Regions from separate parts of the Homo sapiens genome. Here regions 1 and 2 are each linked to region 3. Evidence: chromatin loops called from intact Hi-C (ENCODE). Cell type or tissue: dorsolateral prefrontal cortex. All regions are shown on one strand. Each heading gives the region's core, and the rest is flanking DNA. Links, peaks and the distances in the headings are about the cores only. Region 1 overlaps AMD1 (adenosylmethionine decarboxylase 1). Region 2 overlaps CDK19 (cyclin dependent kinase 19). Region 3 has its middle 7.8 kb from the start of GTF3C6.

Region 1 (8,486 bases), core at 3,194-5,693, 53 kb before region 3:
ACCTGATCAGGAAAGTTGTAGAAGTCTTCAAGCCAGGAAAATTTGTGACCACCTTGTTTGTTAATCAGGTAATTTTATATTTTATTATTAATCAGGTTATTTGATTTTTAAAATCTTAAAGGAAATGAGACAGTGAGGCCTAAGATGTATTCTGAGATAGCACATATACCAGCCACTCAGATATCCAGAAGTAATATTGTTTGAGGTTACTGGTAGCTGAGAAGCTTTGTTTCATTAGACCTGTGTCAGTCCTTGTTTTCTGTCTAGCCAAACTGATGGGTTCCTCCTGTCTTGCTATTGACAGGCCTCTGGTGGGAGGAACCATAAGATGCCCTGGCCCCTCCAGCACATAAGAAGGCAGCTAAAATAACTCAGATGTCTTAGTTTCATTAAGATAAAAGTCTGTCACTTAACTGTTTTGGTTGAAAATACTTCTCTGGATTGCAAACACTAACGGTTATTTAATTTTTTCCCCCAGAGTTCTAAATGTCGCACAGTGCTTGCTTCGCCCCAGAAGATTGAAGGTTTTAAGCGTCTTGATTGCCAGAGTGCTATGTTCAATGATTACAATTTTGTTTTTACCAGTTTTGCTAAGAAGCAGCAACAACAGCAGAGTTGATTAAGAAAAATGAAGAAAAAACGCAAAAAGAGAACACATGTAGAAGGTGGTGGATGCTTTCTAGATGTCGATGCTGGGGGCAGTGCTTTCCATAACCACCACTGTGTAGTTGCAGAAAGCCCTAGATGTAATGATAGTGTAATCATTTTGAATTGTATGCATTATTATATCAAGGAGTTAGATATCTTGCATGAATGCTCTCTTCTGTGTTTAGGTATTCTCTGCCACTCTTGCTGTGAAATTGAAGTGCATGTAGAAAAAACCTTTTACTATATGAAACTTTACAACACTTGTGAAAGCAACTCAATTTGGTTTATGCACAGTGTAATATTTCTCCAAGTATCATCCAAAATTCCCCACAGACAAGGCTTTCGTCCTCATTAGGTGTTGGCCTCAGCCTAACCCTCTAGGACTGTTCTATTAAATTGCTGCCAGAATTTTACATCCAGTTACCTCCACTTTCTAGAACATATTCTTTACTAATGTTATTGAAACCAATTTCTACTTCATACTGATGTTTTTGGAAACAGCAATTAAAGTTTTTCTTCCATGAGTTGAGTCCTTAAGAAAATGATTCCAGTTACTCATTTTGCATATTTGCTATTTTAACATTATTGGACCCTGCATTTATAGTCCTTTGATTTCTTCCCTCTCCCTGGTGTCTCCCCCAAGACCCCAAATAAAGCAATACACTGTTAACACTGTGGGTTTATATACTAATTCTATACCCCAGATGGGGAATGGGGGAGATGGTCCCTGGGCTTAATATTCTTTAAAGGGCATGGGAATTTAGCCTCTCTTTTATTGTAATGTGCTCTTTTGGAAAATAGTTGGTTAGCAGGGAAGACCCAGAGTTGTAGATTGAGATTAGGGTGTACTGGCTGAACTGTGGAAAACATACAATTCTGTGTTCCTCAGTAAATGAGATTAGCGTCTAATGAGTAGCACCCCTTTACTAACTTAGTAGTAGTATAAAATCATTTTTATTTAGTTAATTACCAGAGAGATTTAGCATAATTTTGTTCTGGATTCAGTAAATCAAGTCAGCTTGGATCATTCACCTTAACTTTTCCTTTAGCAGCCATTTCCACTAGTTTCCATTAAGTAGTGTTCTATAAACTTTGATCCAAAGCAGAATCAATGTCTTTTCCATCTCGTGACTTAAAGTTCTGTGACTGTGATGCATGTGAGTGTTCCGACTTCATCTGTTCCTCTTAACTACGGTGTTTCCCTTACCATGGCATTCATAGGATGAAATGAATGACTGCCCAGAATGAGAATTTGTCCAGATTATTCAGATAAACATCATAAAGCAGAATACATTATAAATAAGTAGAATATGAATAAATAGAATAATAAAATTCCAAAATACTCAATGGGAAATGACTAGTAATATAGGCTTTCAAGAGTTGGTACCTTTTAGCTATATTTGCAGATTCTCTGGGATTTTAAGGAACTGAGAAAACAGCAAAGTTGACTAAATTTTATATTTCTTGTCCTCTAAATATTTTGATAATTTCTGGATTGATGCAGTGATGTTTTTGTTCCTTCCGTATTTATAAATGAAACACCTTTTTTTAGTGTTTCTAAACCTAAAATCTACTTGGTTTGAAATCAAGTGGTTGGAACACTGTTTGACTTTTATTTGAAGCATGTTGTTGATTGAAAATTTCATTGAGGAAGTTTTCAATCAGTGTGATCAGTTTGATTCTGTAATGAGCACAGCACCTAATATTTTGAGGAGCTCTGTTTTGAGGACCAATGCTTAAGGTGGACTTTGTTCGTAAACAATATCCCAATAGATTTGTTGACTTGAGGTCTGGTTTGGTTTTGTTTTTGTTTTGTTTTGTTTTGTTTTGTTTCCAATAGAATTAAGAATTCTAATGTTGAAAAACTGCACAAATTTTTATGGGACAAAGCCTAGAAAAGAGAAATGTAGTTTGAATCATAATCTAAATCATCGTATGATAGAAGAGGGAAAGTTTTGGTGCCATAATTTCTCCTTTCACTGGTGTTGGACTTAAATCAGTTGAAATGTATTTCTGTACCACAATTTACGCTTCAATAAAAGTTTAATTGTCTAGTGACATTCAGAAACTTTTCTGTTGCCCTGTTTTTTAAGTAGCCTACTTGACCAAATACTACATGTCTGAAGTTTAAAATCAATACAACAATGTGTATTTATGAGTTTGGAGTTAGACAGAAGTTTAAAAGTGTTAGGTCCCAACCTTTATTATAGACTAGACTCTTAAAACATTGGTTGAGGATGATCAAACTCAAATAAGTTTCCTTATTTCATTCATGGTTATTTCTATTAAGTAGAAAAAAATTTATAACCTTGATCATTTTCTTTATTTTTTTTAATTTAGGATCTTGTTCTGTTGTCTAGGCTGGAGTGCCGTGGCTGTTAACAGGTGCGATCATAGCATACTGCTTCCTTGAACTCCTAGGCTCAAGCAGTCTTGCTGCAGCTTCCCAAGTAGCTGGGAATGCAGGGTTCTGCCATCACACTTGGCTTTGTCATTTTCTTTATTTGGCAACATTTTAGTTCCACAGTCAAATATGTAATAAGCTGAAAAATCTTATGAAAATGTATATTCTGATCTTTCTCAGAATATGCTTCCGTTAGAAAATATTTCCTCAATTTTCATTAAAAACAGATGGTGTTCCTAGAAAAGCAAAATATTACATATCTGTGCAATATGTAATTCACAAGATTCATTTGCCAAAAACAGGTGAGTGAATTTGGGGGTTCATTAGTAAGCAGTCACCAAGTTTCTGTCACAGACACATAACTGGAAATGTGATTTTATTCTCCTGGATGGACAATTGTGATGGATTTTTTGGGTTCCGGGCTTCAGGCTTTGCAATCTCATCTTCTTTGCCCTTCCTCTTGTCATAATGGAAGAGGTGCTGCTAATTTGGGTTCCATCCTTTCCTGCTTTCAGAGACTGTCCTGTGATTTCCTAAAACATTTCCATTAGTTTGTTTGAATTTTCTGATTTTCTTCCCTTAGGGCCCTCCACAGGCCTCTGTGCTAGTGCCTTGAATGATGGCAAGTGTACAAAAAAAATTTTTTTTCTTTTTAAGACGTTTTTGTTCTGTCACCCAGGCTGGAGTGCAATGGCGTGATCTCGGCTCACTGCAACCTCCACCTCCCAGGTTCAAGTGATTCTCATGCCTCAGTCACCCAAGTAACTGGGACTACAGGGATGTGCCACCACACCCGGCTAATTTTTGTATTTTTAGTAGAGACAAAGTTTCACCATGTTGGCCAGGCTGGTCTTGAACTTCTGTCCTCAAGCAATACGCCCACCTTTGCCTCCCAGCATGTTGGAATTACAGGCATGAGCCACTGCACCTGGTCAAGTGTCCAAATTCTTACTCCAAAACTGAACTTTGGGCTGGGCGCCATGGCTCACACCTGTAATCTCAAAAGTTTGGGAGTCTGAGGTGGGAGGATTGCTTGAGCCTAGGAGTTTGAGGCCAGTCTGAGCAACATAGTGAGACCCTGTCTCTACAATAAATAAAAGGAAATTGAGGCTGTAATGAGCTGTGATTGTACCACTGTACTCTAGCCCGAGCAAAAGTGAAACCCTGTCTCAAAAACAAAAATCTTGACTTGTGCAATAGCCACAGTTTTCCTGGATTCTCAATAGAACCCTATGGTGACATTTGAAACACAAAGCTAGAGGTATGTGACTTCAAGATGGTAAGAAAACCATGAAACAGACTTGTCAAGGGATGTCTGATAAATTGTTGGATATCTGGCCTAGGGGCCCAGACAATAGATTTTAGATTTGTAAACATCTTAATATGGAGGGTTTTGTGTGTGTGTGTATGTTTGAGACGGAGTCTCGCTGTGTCACCAGGCTGGAGTGCAGAGGCGCCATCTTGGCTCACTGTAACCTCTACCTCCTGGGTTCAAGTGATTCTCCTGCGTCAACCTCCTAAGTAGCTGGGATAACAGGCACGCACCACCACGCCTGGATGATTTTTTGTAATTTTAGTAAAGATGGGGTTTCATCATGTTGGCCAGGCTAGTCTGGAACTCCTGACCTCAGATGATCCGCCCACCTCGGCCTCCCACAGTGTAGGGATTACAGGCATGAGTCACTGCGCCCAGTTTTAACATGGAGAATTTTCAAACTTACAAAGTAAACAAAATGGTACACTAAACCTTTATATACAGTTTCAACAACACCATTCTAGTTAGGCATATCTGTCTACTAACTACATGCCCTTTTTAGATAAAATTTATTTAAATTGAAATATGTAAATCCAGCTGGGCACAGTGGCTCACGCCTGTGATCCCAGCACTTTGGGAGGCCAAGGTGGGTGGATTACCTGAGGTCAGGAGTTCAAGACCAGCCTGGCCAACATGGTGAAACCCTGTCTCTGCTAAAAATACAAAAATTAGTTGGGAGTGGTGGCGCATGCCTGTAGTCCCAGCTACTCAGAAGGCTGAGGCAGAAGAATCACTTGAACCCGGGAGGCTGAGGTTGCGGTGAGTCGAGATTGCCACTGCACTCCAGCTTAGGCGACAGAGTGAGACTTCATCTCAAAAAAAAAAAAAAAAAAGATATATATATATATATATACACACACACATCTAAGTTATAATTTTGGTAAGTGGTTCTCCTTTGCCCACACCTTACCAGGACAAAAGGAGCTTACTCTACCCAGGCAATTAAGCAATCTCCCACCACCACCAAGCTCAAATGTTTTCATCATAGACTAGGGTTCATTTTTATTTCCTTCCCTGGAGCTTTGTAATTCTTTCAGCGTAAACATTGTTGAGGTTCAACAGTCCTTATTGCTGAGTAGGACTCGATTGTATGAATATACTATAATTTGTTAATCTGTTTTCCTGTTAGTGAACATTTTATTGGTTTCTAGTTTTTGGCAAGTGTGAGTAAAGCTGCTATGAACATTTGCACACAAATATTGTGACTTCTGGGCATGTAGTGGTATCTTGTGGTTTCAGTCTGCATTTCTCTGACTAATGAACACGTTCTCGTGTTTATTGGCCATTAATATGTCTTTGAGTGTGTATTTTTAAATTAGGTTCGTTTTTATTACCAAGTTATAGGAACTCTATGTATTTTGAATAAAATTCCTTGTCAGTTATTTTGCAAATATTTTCCCCATTGTGTGTCTTGACTCTTGATTTTTTTTATAGTGTTTTGAGCAGAAGTTTCCACTGGAGTCTTAATTTATCAATTTTTAAATGGACTTTTTCTAAATAAATCTGCCTACCTCCAGATTGTTATGGTGGTATTGTTTTCTCATAAAATGTTTAAGCTTTTATGTTTTTAGGTCTATTATCAATCTCAAGTAAGTTTTTGTAGTGATGTAGGGTAGGGCTTGAGGTTCATTTTTCTCCCCCCGTCAAGTTATTCTAACACTGTGGGAAGGATTCTTTTCTCCATCTATTTCTGGAGTATATTCTCGCTTTTTTTTTTTTTTTTTTTTTTTTTTGAGACAGAATCTTGCTCTGTTGCCCAGGCTGGAGTGCAGTGATGCGATCTTGGCTCACTGCAACTTCTGCCTGCCAGGTTCAAGCAATCCTGCCTCAGCCTCCCAAGTAGCTGGGGCTACGGGCGTACGCCACCATGCCCGACTAATTTTTGTATTTTTATTAGAGACGGAGTTTGGCCATGATGGCCAGGCTGGTCTTGAACTTTTGGCCTCATGTGATCCGCTTACCTCAGCTTCTCAAAGTGCTGGGATTACAGGCGAGAGCCACTTTGGGTGTGTCCAGAAGGCACCTGGCCTTCTGGAGTGTATTCTTTTTCATTGATCCACTTTTATCTGTCCATGTGCCCATACAATACTGATTGCTGAGCTTTAAAGTCTTGAAGTCAAGTGGTCTACTTTTGTTAACGTTTGTAGATTACTTTGTCCTTTAGACGCTGATATAAATACGACAATAAACCTGTCAGTTTCAATTTTTTTTAAAAGCCTGATGGGATTATTTAAGTTGAATTGTTTTGTTCTGTTTTGTTTTGTTATATACAGTTTTGCTCTTGTGGCCCAGGCTGGAGCACAAAGGCGCGATCTCGGCTCACTGCAACCTCCAATTCCCCGGGTTCAAGCGATTCTCCTGCCTCAGCTTCCCAAATAGCTGGGATTACAGGCATCTGCCGCCATGCCCGGCTAATTTTTTTTATTTTTAGTAGAGATGAGGTTTCACCATGTTGGCCAGGCTGGTCTTGAACTGACAGGTGATCCACCCAACTCGGCCTCCCAAAGTGCTGGGATTACAAGTGTGAGCCCCCGTGCCCGGCTAGTTTTTTGTTAATTCCTGAGCATTTTTGGTTTCTGGATGCTAGTCTAAATGGAATTGGTTTCTTTTTCCAACTGGTACTAGTTTATAGAAAGGCAACTTTAAAAATGTTGACTTATGAGACTTTGCCAATAGTGGGTGGTTGGTTGGTTCCTCCCTTATTCCACTGGTTAGGACTTCCATGGTGAGAAGAGGTAAGAGCAGACTGTGACTAAAGTGAGGTATGTAATAAAATGTAAGGAGGCACCGTCAGGGCAGTGGAAGCGTAGAGTGGGCATCTGAGTGGGAGTACATCCTTGTACTTGCTCCCTCCCTTGCACTTGTACCTTACTTGCTTGGTCTCATGTGCTGTTCCTGTATTAAGGGCTTACCTCCTTGCCCTGTTCCCAGTTTGAGGAAGAAAGCATTGAATATTCCATCAAGAGTGTTTGCTAGTAGGTGTTTTTGTTTTGCTTTGTGGAGACAGTGTCTTGCTGTGTCACCCAGGCTCAAGTGCAGTGGTGCATTCACGGCTCACTGCAGCCTCAACCTCTCAAGTTCAAGTGATCTCATCTAAGCATCCCGAGTAGCTGGGACTATAGGCGCACACCACCACACCTGGCTAATTTTTGTGTTTTAGTAGAGACAGGGTTTTGCCATATTGCCCAGGCTGGTCCCCACCTCCTGGGCTCAAGTCTTAGCCTCCCAAGGTGCTAGGATTACAGGAGTGAGCCACCTCACCTGGCCTCTACTGGTTTTATGTAGATGTCTAGATCAATGCCTTTTATTAGATTGAGATAGTTCCCTTCTAGTTAGCTGGGTTCTTATGAATGGAAGATATCACATCCCTACCCCCCTCCTTTTTTCCCCTCCATTGAGATAATCATGGTTTGTATGCTTTTTTAGATACTGTTTCTGTCCTCAGAATGAAAGGAGTTAAGTAGTGGAACGTGATGACTGAAACAGGCCCTCTACCATTGGAGACAAGAAGGGAAGTGTATGGAGTAGCCATTCTTTTATTCGTTTACTTTCTTAACAAACTTGCTTTCACTTAAAAAAAAAAGTGTAAAGGCACCTGGGTAGTTCTCTGGTTTAAAGTAACTTTGTGGCCAGGTGTGGTGGCTCAAGCCTATAATCCCAGCACTTTGGGAGGCTGAGGTGGGCGGATCACGAGGTCAGAAGTTCAAGATCAGCCTGGCCAACATGGTGAAACCCCCATCTCTACTAAAAATACAAATTTAGCCAGGCATGGTGGCAGGGGCCTGTAGTCCCAGCTACTCAGGAGGCTGAGGCAGGAGGATCGCTTGAACCCGGGAGCCAGAGGTTGCCGTTAGCCGAGATCATGCCACTGCACTCCAGCCTGGGCAACAGAGGGAGACTCCGTCTTAAAAAATAAAAGTAACTGCCCAAGGTTAGAGAAACTAGAAATGATAGAGCCCAGATTCAAACTCTGGCAGGCTAGAGCTTGTTGTTTCAGTCACTGTTATCTCTCAGCTAAATCTTTTAATCTCCTTAAAGCTTCGGAATTCAATGATTTCATCTCCTATTTTATTTACCGTTTAAGAATTCCTCATCTTTGGTAGCATGTTTGGTTCTGTT
Region 2 (8,486 bases), core at 3,637-6,136, 250 kb before region 3:
AAAAAGCTAACAAAATGTTTGGAAATCATCAAGTCATAAGAAAGTAGACGGCTAATTTGCTGACTTACAGCAGGGGTCCCTAACCCCTGGGCCATGGACCCATACTGGCTCATGGCCTGTTAGGAACAAGCCACACAGCAGGAGGTGGGCAGCAGGTAAGTAAGCGAAGCTTCATCTGTATTTACAGCTGCTCCCCACTGCTCACATTACCACCTGAGCTCTATCTCCTGTCAGATAAGCAGCAGCATTAGATTCTCATAGGACCACGAACCCCATTATGAACTGCATGTGCAAGGGATGTGGGCTGTGCACTCTTTATGAGAATCTAATGCTTGATGATCTGTCACTGTCTCCCAGTACCCCCAGATAGAATCATCTTGTTGCAGGAAAACAAGTTCAGAGTTCCCACTGATTACACACTATGGTGAGATGTATAATTATTTCATTATATGTTACAATGTAGTAATAATAGAAATAAAGTGCATAATAAATGTAATGTGTTTGAATCATCCAGAAAGCATCCCCCGAACCCCGGTATGTGAAAAAATTGTCTCCACAAAACCAGTCCCTGGTGCCAAAAAGGTTGGGGACTGCTAGCTTATAGAGCTTATAAAATTCAGCTTTTTTTTTTGAGAAAGATGTGGTCACAGGTGCTGGAGAGCTCTGGTCTGCCACTCCCGCTCATGACTCAATGCTGTTCACTCTCACTGAGGAACAGGTCAGTAAGGAAGCTGTGCCACATCCATGGCCTTTAAAGATACCAGAAAAACAGCTGTGGAGCCAGGGGTGGTGGTTCATGGAATTAGAATAAAACCCCTGGAGAAGGTGTGTGCTGACTTGATCACAGGCAAAAAGTTTAAAAATCTCAAGTAAAAGGACCAGTCTGTATGCCTACCAAGACTCTGAAAATCACTACAAGAAAAACTCCTTGTGGTGAAAGTTCTAAGGCACTGGGATGGTTTCCAGATGAGAATCCAAAAGTGACTCACTGACTTGCACAGTCCTTCCAAGATTGTCAAGCAGATTATTTCCATCAGTGTTGCGCCAGGAATCGATTCTGAAGTCACCAATGCAGATGTTTAAGTCAACTATTTTAATAAATTAATTGGCCGGGCGCGGTGGCTCATGCCTGTAATCCCAGCACTTTGGGAGGCCAAGGCGGATGGATCACAAGGTCAGGAGTTCGAGACCAGCCTGGCCAAGATGGTGAAACCCCGTCTCTACTAAAAATAAAAACTTAGCCAGGCGTGGTGGCAGGCGCCTGTAGTCCCAGCTACTCGGGAGGCTGAGGCAGGAGAATTCCTAGAACCTGAGAGGCGGAGGTTGCAGTGAGCCGAGATCGTGCCACTGCACTCTAGCCTGGGTGACAGAGCGAGACTCCATCTCAAAAAAAATTAATTAATTAATTACCAGTTGTTAAAGAAAAAAGAAAAAGAAAAATGGAGCCGGGCGTGGTGGCTCAAGCCTGTAATCCCAGCACTTTGGGAGGCCAAAGTGGGCAGATCACGAGGTCAGGAGATTGAGACCATCCTGGCTAACACAGTGAAACCCCATCTCTACTAAAAATACAAAAAAAAAAAAAAAATTAGCCGAGCATGGTGGCGGGCGCCAGTAGTTATAGCTACTTGGGAAACTGAGGCAGGAGAATGGCGTGAACCCGGGAAGCAGAGGCTGCAGTGAGCCGAGATTGCACCACTGCACTCCAGCCTGGGCAACAGAGCAAGACTCTGTCTCAAAAAAAAAAAAAGAAAAATAGAAAACCCTTCAGAGTCCAATGCGCAGAGAATACGAACAGACATTTCACAAAAATAAATATAAATTAAAATAGTCAAAAATTATCTAACAATATGACTATCTCAACTGAAGAATGCAAATTGAAGCAATGGAGACATATTTTTCACTGATCAGATTGGGAAAAATTTTAAAGCTTAAGAGCATCCAGACAGCATCAATAAGGAACTGGTTGAAGAAATTAAAGTCCATCCCTACAGTGGAATATTATATAGCCATTAAAAAAGAATGCAATAAGAGGCCAGGTGGATGGGCCAGGCACGGTGGCTCACGCCTGTAATCCCAGCACTTTGGGAGGCCGGGGCAGGTGGATCACAAGGTCAGGAGTTCGAGACCAGCTTGGCTAACACAGTGAAACCTCATCTCTACTAAAAATACAAAAAGTAGCCAGGCATGGTGGCACACACCTGTAGTCCCAGCTACTCGGGAGGCTGAGGCAGAAGAATCACTTGAACCCGGCAGGTGGAGGTTGCAGTGAGCCGAGATTGTTCTACTATACTCCAGCCTGGGTGACTGAGCAAGATTCTGTCTCAAAAAAATAAAAATAAAAATAAATAAGAGGCCAGGTGGCTCATGCCTGTAATTCCAGCACTTTGGGAGGCAAAGGTAGGAGGATTGCTTGAGCCCAGGATTTTGAGACCAGACTGGACAACATAGTGAGACCTCATCTCTACAAAATATAAAAAATTAATTAGCTGGGCATGGTTGCTCATACCTGTAGTCTTAGCTACTCAGGAGGCTGAGGCTGGACAACTGCTTGAGCCTGGGTGGTTGAGGCTACAGAGTTGTGACTGTGCCACTGCACTGCAGCCCGGGCAACATAGTAAAACCCCAGCTCTACCAAAAAAAAAAATTAAAATTAAAAATATTAGCCAAGTGTGTTGGCATGTACCTGTAGTCCTAGTTAACTTGAGAGGCTAAAATGGGAAGATTGCTTGGGCCCAGGAGTTTGAGGCTGCAGTGAGCCATGATCGCATCACTGCACTTTAGCCTGGGAGACAGAGAAAGACTCTGACCAAAAATAAAAATAAATTTAAAAAATGACCTTTGACTTGGGGGTTAAAAAAATAAGATCTGTATTGTCGATATGGAAAGATCACTAAGACATAATATTAAGTGATAAAGATGGAAAAGAATATATATATCTATCTCTTTGGTATTTTTAAAAGATACATATGTAATGGTACATGCACAAAAAACGTCATTATAAGAAGCCATTTTTACTAGCTACTTTTGTGCAGAATGACCAGGTGTTAAAGAAGACAAAGGTTTAACATTTTTCATTTTGTATCTTTCTGTATTAATATAACAAATAGCAATTGTGATATTGTTTGAATTCTTATTATGCATATATTTCTATTTCTGAAATGTCAACAGGAGTTAACTGGTGAATCAAATTTGGTTTGCTACTTTATGTTGCTCTGTATTTTTCAAATTATTTTTTGTAAAAGTCTACTCTAAGGTATTGTTTTTCAAACTGCATCTTATGACCCATTAGTGAATCATGAAATCCATCTATTCAGTTGAAACCAGCATTTCCCCCACCCTACCCCCGGCAAGTGAAATAACCTGAACTGGACTAAAATAGAAAATAATTGAAAACACCAGTGCACATCATAGATTATGAGCAAGAAAGAGCCAGACCAAGAATAGGCAAGCTGACTCAAAGTTTGAAAACCACTGCTCTAAGATATTATGTTAGCAGTACTTTGAATAGGGTGCTTAGGGAAATATATTAATTATGTTATAATTAATATTTCAAAACCAAGAATGATTTTATGTTAAATGGAGTTTTTATATGTCAATTCTTAGTATGACCAATTTCAAAAAATACTATTAATTGAAATGATAATGGAGAAAATACATAATTTCTGAAAATTCAGAGGCAAAACTCTAAAAGGACAGCTATACAACATACACTGATTTGAATGAAACTGAAAAAATGAACCTGCCAGGCACAGTGGTTCACACATCTAGTCCCAGCACTTTACCAGGCCAAATAAGGAGGACTACTTGAGCCCAGGCATTAAAAACCAGCCTTGACAACACAGGGAGACCTTGTCTCTACAAAAAAATTTTAAATTAGCCAGGTATGGTGGCATGCACCTGTAGTCCCAGCAACTCGGGAGGCTGAAGTGGGAGGATTGCTTGAACCCAGAAGTTCAAGGCTGCAGTGAGCTATGATCACACCACTGCACTCTAGCCTCATTGACAGAGCAAGACCCTGTTTCTAAAAAATAAAAATTAAAAATGAACCTATATACATATATTTAGAATAGTCCCACATTATAAATTATACACATTCATGTCTTTGGAATAGATAAGCTTGAAATTAAAGTTAGAGTGTTTACCTATGAAGAGGTCACCAAAATAATAAATTTTTAAAATGCTAGGCTATCTGAAAATTCCAGAATATTGACAGAAGACCACATAGTTCAAATATACATACAACAATAATCAGGGCATGCATTTTAAGTTGTTGTTTTTGGTGTCAAAGGATGTGTTTGTTCTGATTACAACACAATCTATTGCCCAATCTCCTGTTTGGTCAAGACAGATAACTCCAAAATGACTAGCCAGGATTGGGAACATAGTTCAGTCAATAATTAAGTAAAATTAAAGGACTAGTGGAGTATGAAATCAAAAGACTTTATTTTCATTAACACAGCAACCAAACCATGTACTGTGTATTTTGCAGTCAGAGCAGCCTTGGGAAGCCCTATCTTTTTTTAATTTCATGAACCCCAATGTCATGTATCTTTACTACTTACCTTACATTATCTTTTTCTCCCTTTTATCCAACTCTCCACCCCTCCTCCCCACCAACCCTTGTCTGCTTTTTACTTCCTTTGTTCCTTTCCATTCATTAAATCCATTACTCTTAATGATCTCTCACTCTTCCAAATCCCTATGGGGATTATCTATACCACTCATTTGGAAGTCAGCAAATGATCTCTTGTATTATTTATCTTTTTTATACATAACCTATTTTTACATACACTTATATTAACTATTTGGTAAAGTGTAAAGTCATTCCATGTTATGAATGCAGTCAATATCAACAAATCTTTTTAGTTATCTTTTTAAGTTCTCATATAACCCAGAAGTCAAAAGTTGTTCAGGGCATGTGTTCTACAACTATATAGATTCAGGTAATCTACACGTGCCCCAGGACTGTGGGATCATAGGCCAAGGCTAATTCTGGAAGCAATGAGAGGGAGATGGAGGGAGGGAGAATAGGACCTGGCATGGGCAATGGCAATAAAAATAGAAAGGAGGGGTTAGATAAAAAGAGGGCAAGAAAGAGTGAATAGGATTTAGTAATTGATAGGCTGAGGGAAAATGACCCAGGATGGTACAAGCAACCAAAAAGATGGTGGTACAATTTAGAGATAAGGAAAAGCATTACAGGTTTAAGGTGTGAAGAAATGTAGTTTTTTTTTTTTTTTTGGAGATGGAGTTTCACTCTTGTCACCCAGGCTGGAGCAATGGCACAATCTCAGCTCACCGCAGCCTCTGCCTACCAGGTTCAAGCAATTCTCCTGCCTCAGCCTCCCGAATACCTGGGATTACAGGCATGCGCCACCACGCCCGGCTAATTTTGTATTTTTAGTAGAGACGGGGTTTCTCCATGTTGGTCAGGCTGGTCTCAAACTCCCAACCTCAGGTGATCCACCTGCCTCGGCCTCCGTAAGTGCTGGGATTACAGGCGTGAGCCACTGCGCCTGGCCAGAAATGTAGATTTTAGTATCAGATGTGATGAGCTCAAGATGTTCATGGGGCATACAGTTAGTGATCCTGGTTATCTGGATCTGAAGCTCAGGAGAGAGTGCTCAACTGCAGGTAAAGAACTTGGGAGTCATAAACATAGAGAAGAGATTGCCCAGAAGCATTGTAAGGGAGCAAATGGGAAGGGCATTCAGGAGAGAGCTCTTTTGGAAAATAAAAACATTATAAGCGTCTGAAAAAGAGCTATTTAAGGCACAGGATTACACAGACTCCGAAGGTACGTTCACAGAAGCGAAGCATCCTTCTCTCAGGAGAGGATATTGTTATGAAAACCAAGAAAGATTACCTTCCTCCCAGAAGCGGAAACAGATAACAATTTCAGTATTAAGAGAAATATCTCAGCAAATTAACACAGGAACAGAAACCAAATGCCACATGTTCCCACTCATAAGTGAGAGTTGAACAATGAGAACATATAGCCACAGGGAGGGGAACATCACACACTGGGGCTTGTCAGGGGTAGGGAGCAGGGATAGCATTAGGAGAAATACCAGATGTAGATGATGGGTTGATGGGTGCAGCAAACCACCATGGCACATGTATACCTATGTAATAAACCTGCACGTTCTACACATGTATCCCAGAACTTAAAGTATAATAAAAAATAAAAATAATAATAATAAAAAAAATCTGGACCTTAACCTGTTTTGTTTTCTTGTTTGTTTGTTTGTTTTTGAGACGGAGTCTTGCTGTCGCCCAGGCTGGAGTGCAATGGCGTGATCTCTGCTTACTGCAGCCTCTGCCTCCTGGGTTGATGTGATTCTTCTGTGTCAGCCTCCCGAGTAGCTGGGATTACAGGCGCCCACCACCACACCCAGCTAATTTTTGTATTTTTAGGAGAGAAGGGGTTTCACCATGTTGGCCAGGCTGCTCTCAAACTCCTGACCTCAGGTGATCCACCTGCCTCAGCCTCTCAAAGTGCTAGGATTACAGAAGTGAGCCACCGTGCATGCCCAGCCAACCTGTTGTTTACAACAATGTCAACAGCATGCTGGGTAACACTGTTGTTTTTTTTTTGTTTGTTTTTTTTTTTTTGAGACAGAGTCTGGCTCTGTCGCCCATGCTGGAGTGCAGTGGCGTGATCTCAGCTCACTGCAAGCTCCGCCTCCCAGGTTCATGCCATTCTCCTGCCTCAGCCTCCTAAGTAGCTGGGATTACAGGCGCCTGCCACCACGCCCAGCTGATTTTTCTATTTTTAGTGGAGACAGGGTTTCACCATGTTAGCCAGGATGGTCTTGATCTCCTGACCTTGTGATCCACCTGCCTCGGCCTCCCAAAGTGCTGGGATTACAAGCGTGAGCCACCGCGCCTGGCCCACTGGGTAACACTGTTGATAGACTCTTCCAGTTTTGCCAGAGTAACATTGTGGGACACTCCTGTTTGAAATTTTTGAATAGTACCCATACCCTTGATGTCTACAATATCACCTTTCTTGTAGATTCACATGTATGTGGCCAAAGGAATAACTCCACGTTTTCTAAAAGGCTATATTTTTAAAGAAAATATAGCAGTGCTACTCCTCTTTCCCTTTGTCAATTTGGCAAAGTGGAAGATGGCAGTTCTGGCCAGAAGACATTATTTTTACATCTCTCTTTTACAGTTAAAAAAAAAAAAAAAAAAACTGAGAAGGCAGCCGGGCACGGTGGCTCACACCTGTAATCCTAGCACTTTGGGAGGCTGAGGCAGGCCGATCACCTGAGGTCAGGAGTTTGAGACCAGCCTGGCCAAACAATGACAATCTTTTAGTAGAGACGATGGTGAAACCCCATCTCTACTAAAAATACAAAAATTAGCCAGGCGTAGTCACACATGCCTGTAATCTCAGCTACCTGGGAGGTTGAGGCAAGAGAACCACTGGAACCCGGAAGGCAGAGGCTACAGTGAGCCAAGATCTTACCACTGCACTCCAGCCTGAGTGACAGAGGGAGCCTCTGTCTCAAAAACAAACAAAACAAAACAAAAAAACTGAGAAGGCTGAAAGGCTAAGTACACAGCCAATAAATGGCAGAACAGGCATTAAAACACATCTTTGGATACCTGGATACCTGTATCCAAAGATGTGTTTTACCAGGATACAGATCATATCATCTATCTGTATATGCACACAAACATACAATATTTTCACTAAAAAATGGGAACACACTAACCACATAGTTTTGTAACCAGCCCTTTTTCACTTAGCATATTGTAAACAACTTTTCTGTCAACAAATACCTATCTACAACAGCAGTTTTAACAGCTGCATAGTACTCCACTGCCAGGGTATGAAATTGCTTTAAATAGTATATTTCAGCCAGGCGCAGCAGCTCATGCCTGTAATCCCAACACTTTGGGAAGCTGAGGCAGGTGAAATCACCTGAGGTCAGGAGTTTGAGAGCAGCTTGGCCAACATGGTGAAACCCCATGTCTACTAAAAATACAAAAATTAGCTGGACATGGTGGCAGGCACCTGTAGTCCCAGCTACTTGGGAGGCTGAGGCAGGTGAATCTCTTGAACCCGGGAGGCAGAGGCTGCAGTGAGACGAGATCATGCCACTGCACTCCAGCCTGGGCGACACGGTGAGACTATGACTCAAAAATAAATAAATAGTATGTTTATGTTACTCTAATATTATAGTATGTTTTTTAATATTATAAACAATGCTATAATGAATAGTGTGTACATCTGCATGATTAACTCCTTAAGATAAAAATACCCAAAAGAGGAAAGCGCTCTTTTCAGGCTTTTGGTACTGATTCAGTTTCTAGCTACATTTCAAGTGTTCAAAAGCCCTTGTGACTAGTGACTACCACACTGGACAGTACAGATACTTTCCCTCATTGCCAAGGGTTCTATTCAACGGTGCTGGTCCACACTGTTCCAGACCATGCAGATCACTGTTGAATCTTGGGGCATGGCCTCCCAC
Region 3 (8,486 bases), core at 2,208-4,707:
GATCTGGGGACCACACTTGAGAACCACTGGTCTGGTTAATCATCCTTTTATCTGTTTGGACAGAGCAACTGGGGCAAGCTACCTCATGTTGCCAGTACCATATTTCTGAACTGACTCTCAGGCTCATAACTGGAGATTTTTTTCCTCCTCATTTAGGCAGTCACCCAAGTCTTATGATTTATAAGTGGAATGTCTCTGATCTTTCCCTTTATCTTCCTCAGTCACTGCCCTCATCCAGGGTCTCATCTCCCCGTACCTGGACCACAGAAAAGTTTCCTGAGTCAAGCTGCCCTAGACCCACAGCTGCCAAATTACCCTTCCACTGACAGTCCTCAAATGCTTATGGTTTCCCTCAAGGCCATCGATCGGCCACCTTTGGTTATCACATTAAGTTAAATTTTGGAACACCTCTAAACTTTTGCTTTTAGGTCAATAATATTTATTTACTTTTATTTATTTGTTCATGTATTTAGAGTCTTGCTCTGTTGCCCATGCTGGAGTGCAGAGGCGCAAATCTCGGCTCACTGCAAACTCTGCCTCCCAGGTTCAAGCCATTCGCCTGCCTCAGCCTCCCAAGTAGCTGGGATTACAGGTACTCGCCACCACACCCAGCTAATTTTTGTATTTTTAGTAGAGACAGGGTTTCGCCATGTTGGCCAGCCTGGTCTTGAACTCCTGACCTCAGATGATCTGTCTGCCTGGGCCTCCCAAAGTGCTGGGATTACAGGCGTGAGCCACCGCACTCGGCCTTAAGTCAATATTTAAATGTCCAAATTTGTTTTTCCATATTGATATATATTTTTTTCTTTTTTCTCTTTTTTTGGAGACAGGGTCTTGCTCTGTCACCTAGGCTGGAGTGCGTGGGTGCCATCACAGCTCACTGCAGCCTCAATGTCCCAGGCTTTAATGATCCTCCTGCTTCACCCTTCCAAGTAGATGGGACCACAGGTGTGTGCCACCACATCCAGCTATTTTTTTAATTTTTTGTAGAGATCGGGACTATGCTACCCAGGCTGGTTTTGAACTCCTGGGCTCAAGTGATTCTTCCACTTTGGCCTCCCAAAGGGCTGTGATTACAGGCGTGGGCCACCAAGCCCAGCCTTATATTTCCTTTCTACCACGACCTCCTACCCCTTCCCTTAAAGAACCCACCTATCTGAACCTTAGGACCATGCTTTAGGAAAAGCTTCAACTTTTTTTTTTTTTTTAAATAAAGATGACTCTGGAACTGGAACTTTAAAAAAAAATTATATTTGGCCAGGTGCAGTGGCTCATGCCTATAATCCCAGCACTTTAGGAGGCTGAGGTGAGTGGATAACCTGAGGTCAGGAGTTCGAGACCAGCCTGGCCAACATGGTGAAACCCCATCTCCACTAAAAATAGCTGGGTGTGGTGGGCGCCTGTAGTCCCAGCTACTCGATAGGCTGAGGCAGGAGAATCACTTGAACCCGGGAGGCAGAGGTTGTAGTGAGCCGAGATAGTGCCACTGCCCTCCAGCCTGGGTGACAGAGTGAGACACTGTCTCAAGAAAGAAAAAAAAAAAAAAGTTATGCAGATTTTGCAATCTTCTCCATCTATTTTTGCTTTAACATAAAAGGAATGGGATGGGTGCAGTGGCTCATACCTGTTATCCCAGCACTTTGGGAGACTGAGGCGGGTGGATCACTTGAGGTCAGGAGTTCAAGACCAGCCTGGCCAACATGGTGAAACCCCATCTCTACTAAAAATACAAAGATTAGCCGGGCATGGTGGCAGGGCCTGTACTCCCAGCTACTCGGGAGGCTGAGGCAGGAGAATTGCTTGAACCTGGGAGGGGGAGGAGGTTGCAGTGAGCTGAGATCATGCCATTGCACTCCAGCCTGGGTGACAGAGCAAAACTCTGTCTCAGAAAAAAAAAGAAAAAAAAAAAACAAAACCTGCACTCACTGCAACCTCCGCCTCCCAGATTCAAGCGATTCTCCTGCCTCAGCTTCCCAAATAGCTGGGATTACAGGTATGCACCACCCCGCCCAGCTAATTTTGTATTTTTAGTAGAGACAGGGTTTCACCATGTTGGTCAAGGCTGGTCTAGAACTCCTGACCTCAGGTGATCCGCTGCCACAACCTCCCAAAGTGCTGGGATTACAGACGTGAACCACCACGCCAGCCAAGTGCTTTCTTTTGAATTCAAGGCCTTCAAAGACGGTAATTCCAGTCTTATTTCTAACACTACATTACTTTCTAGCAAACTGGAATACTTTACTTAGTGTGTTCTCAATATTTAATTGAATCTGATTGTTGGCAGGTGGTGTTGACGTCTACTGTCATCTAGCACAGTGGTTCTCAAAGCGTGTTCCTTAGACCAGGGCATCAGAATCACCTGAGACCTTGTTAGAAAGGCGTATGTTCGGCCGAGCGCAGTGGCTCACGCCTGTAATCCCAGCACTTTGGGAGGTTGACGCCGGCGGATTGCTTGGGCTCAGGAGACAAGCCTGGGCAACATGTCTCTACTAAAAATACAAAAAAAATAGCCAGGCATGGTGATGCATGGCTACTCAGGAGGCTGAGGTGGGAGGATCACTTGAACCCAGGGAATGGAGGTTGCAGTGAGTAGAGATCGCACCACTGCACTCCAGCCTGGGTGACAGAGTGAGACCCTGTCTCAAAAAAAAAAAAAAAAAAGGCATATTTTCTGTCCTCTCCTATATCAAACCTGCTGAATCAGAAACTCTGGGGGTGGGGCTTGAGCAGTCTGCATTTTAATTAGCCCTCCAGCTGATTCTGATACAGCTGAAGTTTGAGAACCAGTCGATTAACATTTAGTTTTCAATCTAAAACAGAATAAGATACATTTTTAAAAGCTCGTATTGTCCTTAAATGGAATATAAACTACTACGTAAGTGTAAAATGTTGATTTTTAAGACAAAGTGAGGTGGCACACAGTTGTAATCCCAGTGCTTTGGGAGGCTGAGGCAGGAGGATTGCTGGATCTCAGGAGCTCAAGACCAGCTTGGGCAGCATAGTGAGACTCCATCTCTACAAAAAAATTTTTTAAATTAGCCGGGCATGGTGGCATGAGCCTGTAGTCCCAGATACTGTGGAGGCTGAGGTGGGAAGATCGCTTAAGCCCTGGATATCAAGGCTGCAGTGAATTATGATAGCGTTTCTGCACTCTAGCCTGGGGGACAAAGCGACCTCCTGTCTCTAAAAAAAAAAAAATTCAAAAACAAATAAAAAAAAGAAAATGTGTTCTAAAAGAACAGGTTAAACAATTTTTAATTCATTTGTCTCCTCCTAGTGGCAGGCTTTTAAATATAGAGCACAACACTTGATTTTTCAGAAATCATATTTCTGAAATTTTTCATGATTCTTTTTTTTTTTTTTTGAGACGGAATCTCACTTTGTCGCCAGGCTGGAGTGCAGTGGTACAATCTCAGCTCACTGCCACCTCCAACTCCCTGGTTGAAGCGATTCAAAGGCTTTTACTGATATGGCAGGGTAATTTATGGAGACACTAATACCCTACATTCTCCCCCTTTATCCCTTCCAAGCAGGCAGGTAGGCAGTTTGTATTTCTTTATCTGTGATGTTTAAAAGAATGGAAAGCTGGCTGGGTGTGGTGGTTCATGCCTATAATACCAGCACTTTGGGAGGCTGAGGCAGGTGGATCACTTGAGGTCAGGCGTTCGAGACCAGCCTGGACAACATGGTGAAACGCCATCTCCACTAAAAATACAAAAAATTAGCCAGGCCTATTGGCTGATGCCTGTAATCCCAGCTACTTGGGGGGCTGAGGTAGGAGAATCACTTGAACCCAGGAGGCAGAGGTTGCAGTGAGTTGAGATTGTGCCATTGCACTCCAGCCTGGGTAACAGAGCAAGACTCTGTCTCTAAATAAATAAATAAATAAATAAATATTAAAAAAAAAAAACTGAAGAATTAGCCAGGCATGGTGATGCATGCCTGTAGTCCCAGCTACTAAGGAGCCTGAGACAGAAGGATTGCTTGAGCCCAGGAGTTCCAGTGAGCTGTGATCACCCCACTGCACTACAGCCTGGGCAACAGAGCAAGACCCTGTATCTAAAACAAAAAATAAAAACTACAGGAGGAGATGGAGATTTCCTTAGGCTGGGAAAGGACTGGTGTGTCTCTTCTCTCCCAGCAGTGTCCTGAAGTAGTGCCAAGACCTAAGAGGCTAGCCTCAGAAAGGCCTGCTCTAAACTTCAGGGTTTCCAAACAGCAGGGATTCCCATGCTTTACTGAAACATAGTGCCTGAAATTGAAGGGTCTGTGTGGCTTCAAGAACCATGGGAATCTCAGTAGTAACCAATATGGATTAAAGACTGGAGAGGCCTCTTCAAATACTATGCCTGATCTGGGAGTGTAAAGGAGAGGAAATTGAGATTAAATTTTCCTGCCAGCTTGATGTGACAGGGGCTCAGAGTCAAGCTTAATTTAAGGAAAATAAGGAAACACGGTTTTTCTTAAATATCAAAGTTTGTGGTTGCAGTTCACACCCCAGGAAATACAGTGAAAAACAAAGCAGAAAGAGATGAAGAACATAGCAATAGATGTGTTTACAGAACAAGGGTTATTGATCCTAATGTCATTAAAGTCTTACCATAGAATGATGTGGCTGACCCAGTTTAATCAGGTGTGCAGCTCCCTAGCTCTTTAACTCCTCTTCAACTCTATTAAGGCTGGATGCTCAATCTCATTCTGTTGACTCTTAACTAGCCTGATGCAGAGGTTGGCATCTCTACCTGCTTTCCCAGAAAAGACAATAGAGTGTAGTAAGTCAGATAAGTTTCCTAATTTTCTTTCTTTCTTTTTTGAGACGGAATCTCGCTCTGTCGCCAGGCTGGACTGCAGTGGCATGATCTTGGCTCACTGCAACCTCCGCCTCCTGGGTTCAAGTGATTCTCCTGCCTCAGCCTCCCGGCTGGGACTACAGGCGCATGCCACAACGCCCAGCTAATTTTTGCTTTTTTTTTTTTTTTTTTTTGAGATGGAGTCTTGCTCTGTCACCCAGGCTGGAGTGCAGTGGCACGATCTCGGCTCACTACAAGCTCCGCCTCCCGGGTTCATGCCATTCTCCTGCCTCAGCTGGGACTACAGGCATCCACCACCATGCCCGGCTAATTTTTTATATTTTTAGTAGAGACAGGGTTTCACCATGTTAGCCAGGATGGTCTTGATCTCCTGACCTCATGATCTGCCCGCCTCAGCCTCCCAAAGTGCTGGGATTACAGGCGTGAGCCACCGTGCCCAGCCTAATTTTTGTATTTTTAGTAGAGATGGGGTTTCACCATGTTGGCCAGGAAGGTCTCGATCTCTTGACCTTGTGATCCACCCGCCTCGGCCTCCCAAAGTGCTGGAATTACAAGTGTGAGCCATCGCTCCCGGCCAAGTTTCCTAATTTTCTAAGTGTCAGTTTCCCAAAGTGTAAAATGGAAGTTAGACTAATGAGGGCTGATATTTAGCTTGTATGCACTGATTAAAAACATACCAGTTGTTAAATTAGAGACATTTTTCCCGTATCAGCCAGTAACAAGCAACCACCGCAAGCCTTTAGCTCACTCCAGGCCTCCCCATGATCCAACTTTCCCAGGACCCTACCCCAGCATGGCTGAGTCGTTGTGCCCTGCTAGTTAATTGTTAAATAATCTTGATAATTCATTAAATGTCATTCTTGATAATAGTTATCTTTTGAGACTATCATGAGGCTGATAACCTATATGTCACACTTGGTAGTTTACTTTTAAAGTAAACTGGCTTCCAAATTAACTTGCCTTGGGGAGGTCTTGTGACTCATGGCAACATCCTATCCCTGAGTAAAGAATCTGTGCGCTCTTCAAATTGTTGACATACTGATTAATGCATAACTTACTGACAATGGAAAGGACACTGACTTCTGATCATGAAGTTTTACTGATTGTCTTGCACACAGACATTTTATCCTGCATGTTGCAATCTGTAGCCAATGACTGTAACTTCTGTACTGTCTGTACGCTCCAATAACTTTGGTATAAGGAGTACTCCTCCCTTCTCCTTCCCTCCCTCTCCTTCTCCTCCCTTCTCCTAAAAAAGGCCGTCCTTTTAAAAGCCTGTTCCAGTAACTTGTAACAGACTCCAGAACACTCCTAACTCTGGTTGGTGTGTCTTCCCAGTTCAATCCTCACATTTGGCTTCCAATAAATGTTTTTCAAATTATTTCTGCCTCAGCAGCCTTAGTTTCAGTAGACAAGGCTTAAAGTGGGTTCAGTTAAAGCAAACTAATAACACTTGACCCTTTCCAACTTTTCTTCCTCTCAGCCATGGGTCCTTAAGCCATCTTTTTTGGATCCAGAGCCAAATTATATTTCTATGCAGCCACCATGGTTCTAGCCCTTATCTAGCTTTCAAAGATTTTTCCTTGATCGCCCCAAGCAAATTTCCTCTGCTCTGTTCAGTTTAAAAGTGTTTCTATTCTTTTTTTAAACAAAAAACAAAAGGAAAAAAACAGCTTTATCAAGATATAATTCATATACCATAAAAATCACCCTTTAAAAATATACAGTTGGTTTTTTTTTTTTTTTTTGGTACATTAACAGAACTGTGCAACCATTGCCATTAATTTCAGAACATTTTCATCACCCAAAAAGAAACTCCTGGCTGCTCTGCCTATGGAGTAGCCCTTCTTTATTCCTTTACTTTCTTAATAAACTTGCTTTCACTTTTCTCAATGGACTCTCCCCAACTTCTTTCTTGTGTGAGGTCCAACAACCCTCTCTTGGGGTCTGGATCAGGACCCCTTTCCAGTAACATCTTCCTGGCAAACCATGAAGCAACTAAACTGAGGAGACTCCCAACCCAAAGGAAATAGACCGAAGCACCACAATTGGCTGACTTTGGAATCAAGAAAACTTTTCCTTTGAGCTATTTATAGCTTTTAAAAATTGAGTAAAGTATATTCCTGTGAACAAACTTTGGAGCATATTAGTCTCTCTCTACCTGTTTTCTCTAGAATTTGGAAACTATATCACCTTTTGTCAGAACTCAAGAGTTATGAGTGGCCCTCACCATACTGATGCTTTCTGACTAAGCTCCTCTCTACTCTGAATACAAGAGCCCCTCATAGTTAGGCAGGAATATAATTGCCCCTATTCATCCTGAAAAAGTGACAGAAAATGGATCTTCATCCCTCTACAACCCTTAGGATTAAGGGTTCCCTTGTAAAAGGGTGGGGGAATATGTCAGAGGCGTTTGAACTAGAGCAACTCCATCTTTAATAGGGGCTGGGTAAAATAAGACTGAGACCTACTGGGCTGCATTCCCATGAGGTTAGGCATTCTAAGTCACAGGATGAGATAGGAGGTCAGCACGAGATACAGGTCATAAAGACCTTGTGGATAAAACAAGATGAAGTAAAGAAGCTGGCCAAAACCCACCAAAACCAAGATGGTGACGAGAGTGACCTCTGGTCATCCTCATTGTTCATTATATGCTAATTATAATGCATTAGCATGCTAAAAGACAGTCCCACCAGCGCCATGACAGTTTACAGATCCCATGGCAATGTCCAGAAATTACCCTATATGGTCTAAGTCGGGGAGGAACCCTCAGTTCTGCGAATTGCCCACCCCTTTCCTGGAAAACTCATAAATAACCCACCCCTTGTTTAGCATATAATCAAAAATGAACTTAATTAAGTATTATCAGTAGAGCAGCCCAAACTGCTGCTCTGCCTATGGAGTAGCCATTCCTTTATTCCTTTACTTTCTTTTTTTTGAGACGGAGTTTCACTCTTGTCGCCCGGGCTGGAGTGCAGGGGCACGATCTTGGCTCACCACAACCTCCGCCTCTTGTGTTCAAGCGATTCTCCCACCTCAGTCTCCCAAGTAGCTGGGATTACAGGCACCCGCCACCACACCCAGCTAATTTTTGTATTTTTAGTGGAGACAGGGTTTTGCCATGTTGGCCAGCTGGTCTCGAACTCCTAACCTCAGGTGATCCACCTGCCTCGGCCTCCCAAAGTACTGGGATTACAGGCATGAGCCACCACACCCGGCTCCTTTACTTTCTTAATAAACTTGCTTTTACTTAAAAAAAAAAAAAAAAAAAGGAACTCCTCATCCAGTAGCAGTCGCTCCTCATTCCACCATCCTCCCAAGCCCCTGGCAACCACTAATCTCTCTCTCTCTTTAAAGATAGAGATGGGATCTCTCTATGTTGCCCAGGCTGGTCTCAAACTCCTGGCCTCAAGGGATACTCCTACCTTGGACTCCCAAAGAGCTGGGATTATAGGTGTGAGCCACCACGCCCAACCTACTATCTCTCTTTATAGGCTTGCCTATTCTGGACATTTCATATAAATGGAACCATTCAGTATGTGGTCCTCTGTGTCTTGACTTCTTTCACTTGGCACAATGTTTTCTCTTTTTTGAGACAGGGTCTTACTCTGTCACCCAGGCTGGAGTACAGTAAGTGGCATGATTGCAGCTCATTGCAGCTTCGAGATCCTGGGC

Evidence for each region. Hi-C counts contacts between places; a loop is a spot of excess contacts. Peaks named below come from ENCODE experiments on the same cell type or tissue, not always from the same donor. Only the 100,000 strongest peaks of a DNase experiment are listed, where the experiment ranks them.
Region 1: it touches region 3 in a loop (3-fold over the local background); 11 of 110 quality-filtered maps call a loop at or near these places.
Region 2: it touches region 3 in a loop (2.8-fold over the local background); 5 of 110 quality-filtered maps call a loop at or near these places.

Annotation. Positions count from the first base shown.
Region 1 is chr6:110,892,998-110,901,483 of GRCh38, forward strand. It overlaps AMD1 (adenosylmethionine decarboxylase 1), which reads left to right. Exons shown (of 9, transcript NM_001634.6): 8 at 1-68; 9 at 479-2,716. The coding sequence ends at 619. Among named protein-coding and RNA genes, the nearest start is that of AMD1, 22 kb to the left of the region's middle. In dorsolateral prefrontal cortex, for the core only: no CTCF peak of the experiment used is centred there; no DNase peak of the experiment used is centred there; H3K27ac peaks cover 371 bases.
Region 2 is chr6:110,699,818-110,708,303 of GRCh38, forward strand. The region is part of intron 2 of CDK19 (cyclin dependent kinase 19); the gene reads right to left. It also overlaps the pseudogene RPS20P18. Among named protein-coding and RNA genes, the nearest start is that of CDK19, 110 kb to the right of the region's middle. In dorsolateral prefrontal cortex, for the core only: no CTCF peak of the experiment used is centred there; no DNase peak of the experiment used is centred there; H3K27ac peaks cover 716 bases.
Region 3 is chr6:110,946,613-110,955,098 of GRCh38, forward strand. No RefSeq gene overlaps it. Among named protein-coding and RNA genes, the nearest start is that of GTF3C6, 7.8 kb to the right of the region's middle. RefSeq lists a silencer at 3,314-3,608. In dorsolateral prefrontal cortex, for the core only: CTCF peaks have their summits at 3,255 (motif pointing left) and 3,462; no DNase peak of the experiment used is centred there; H3K4me3 peaks cover 459 bases.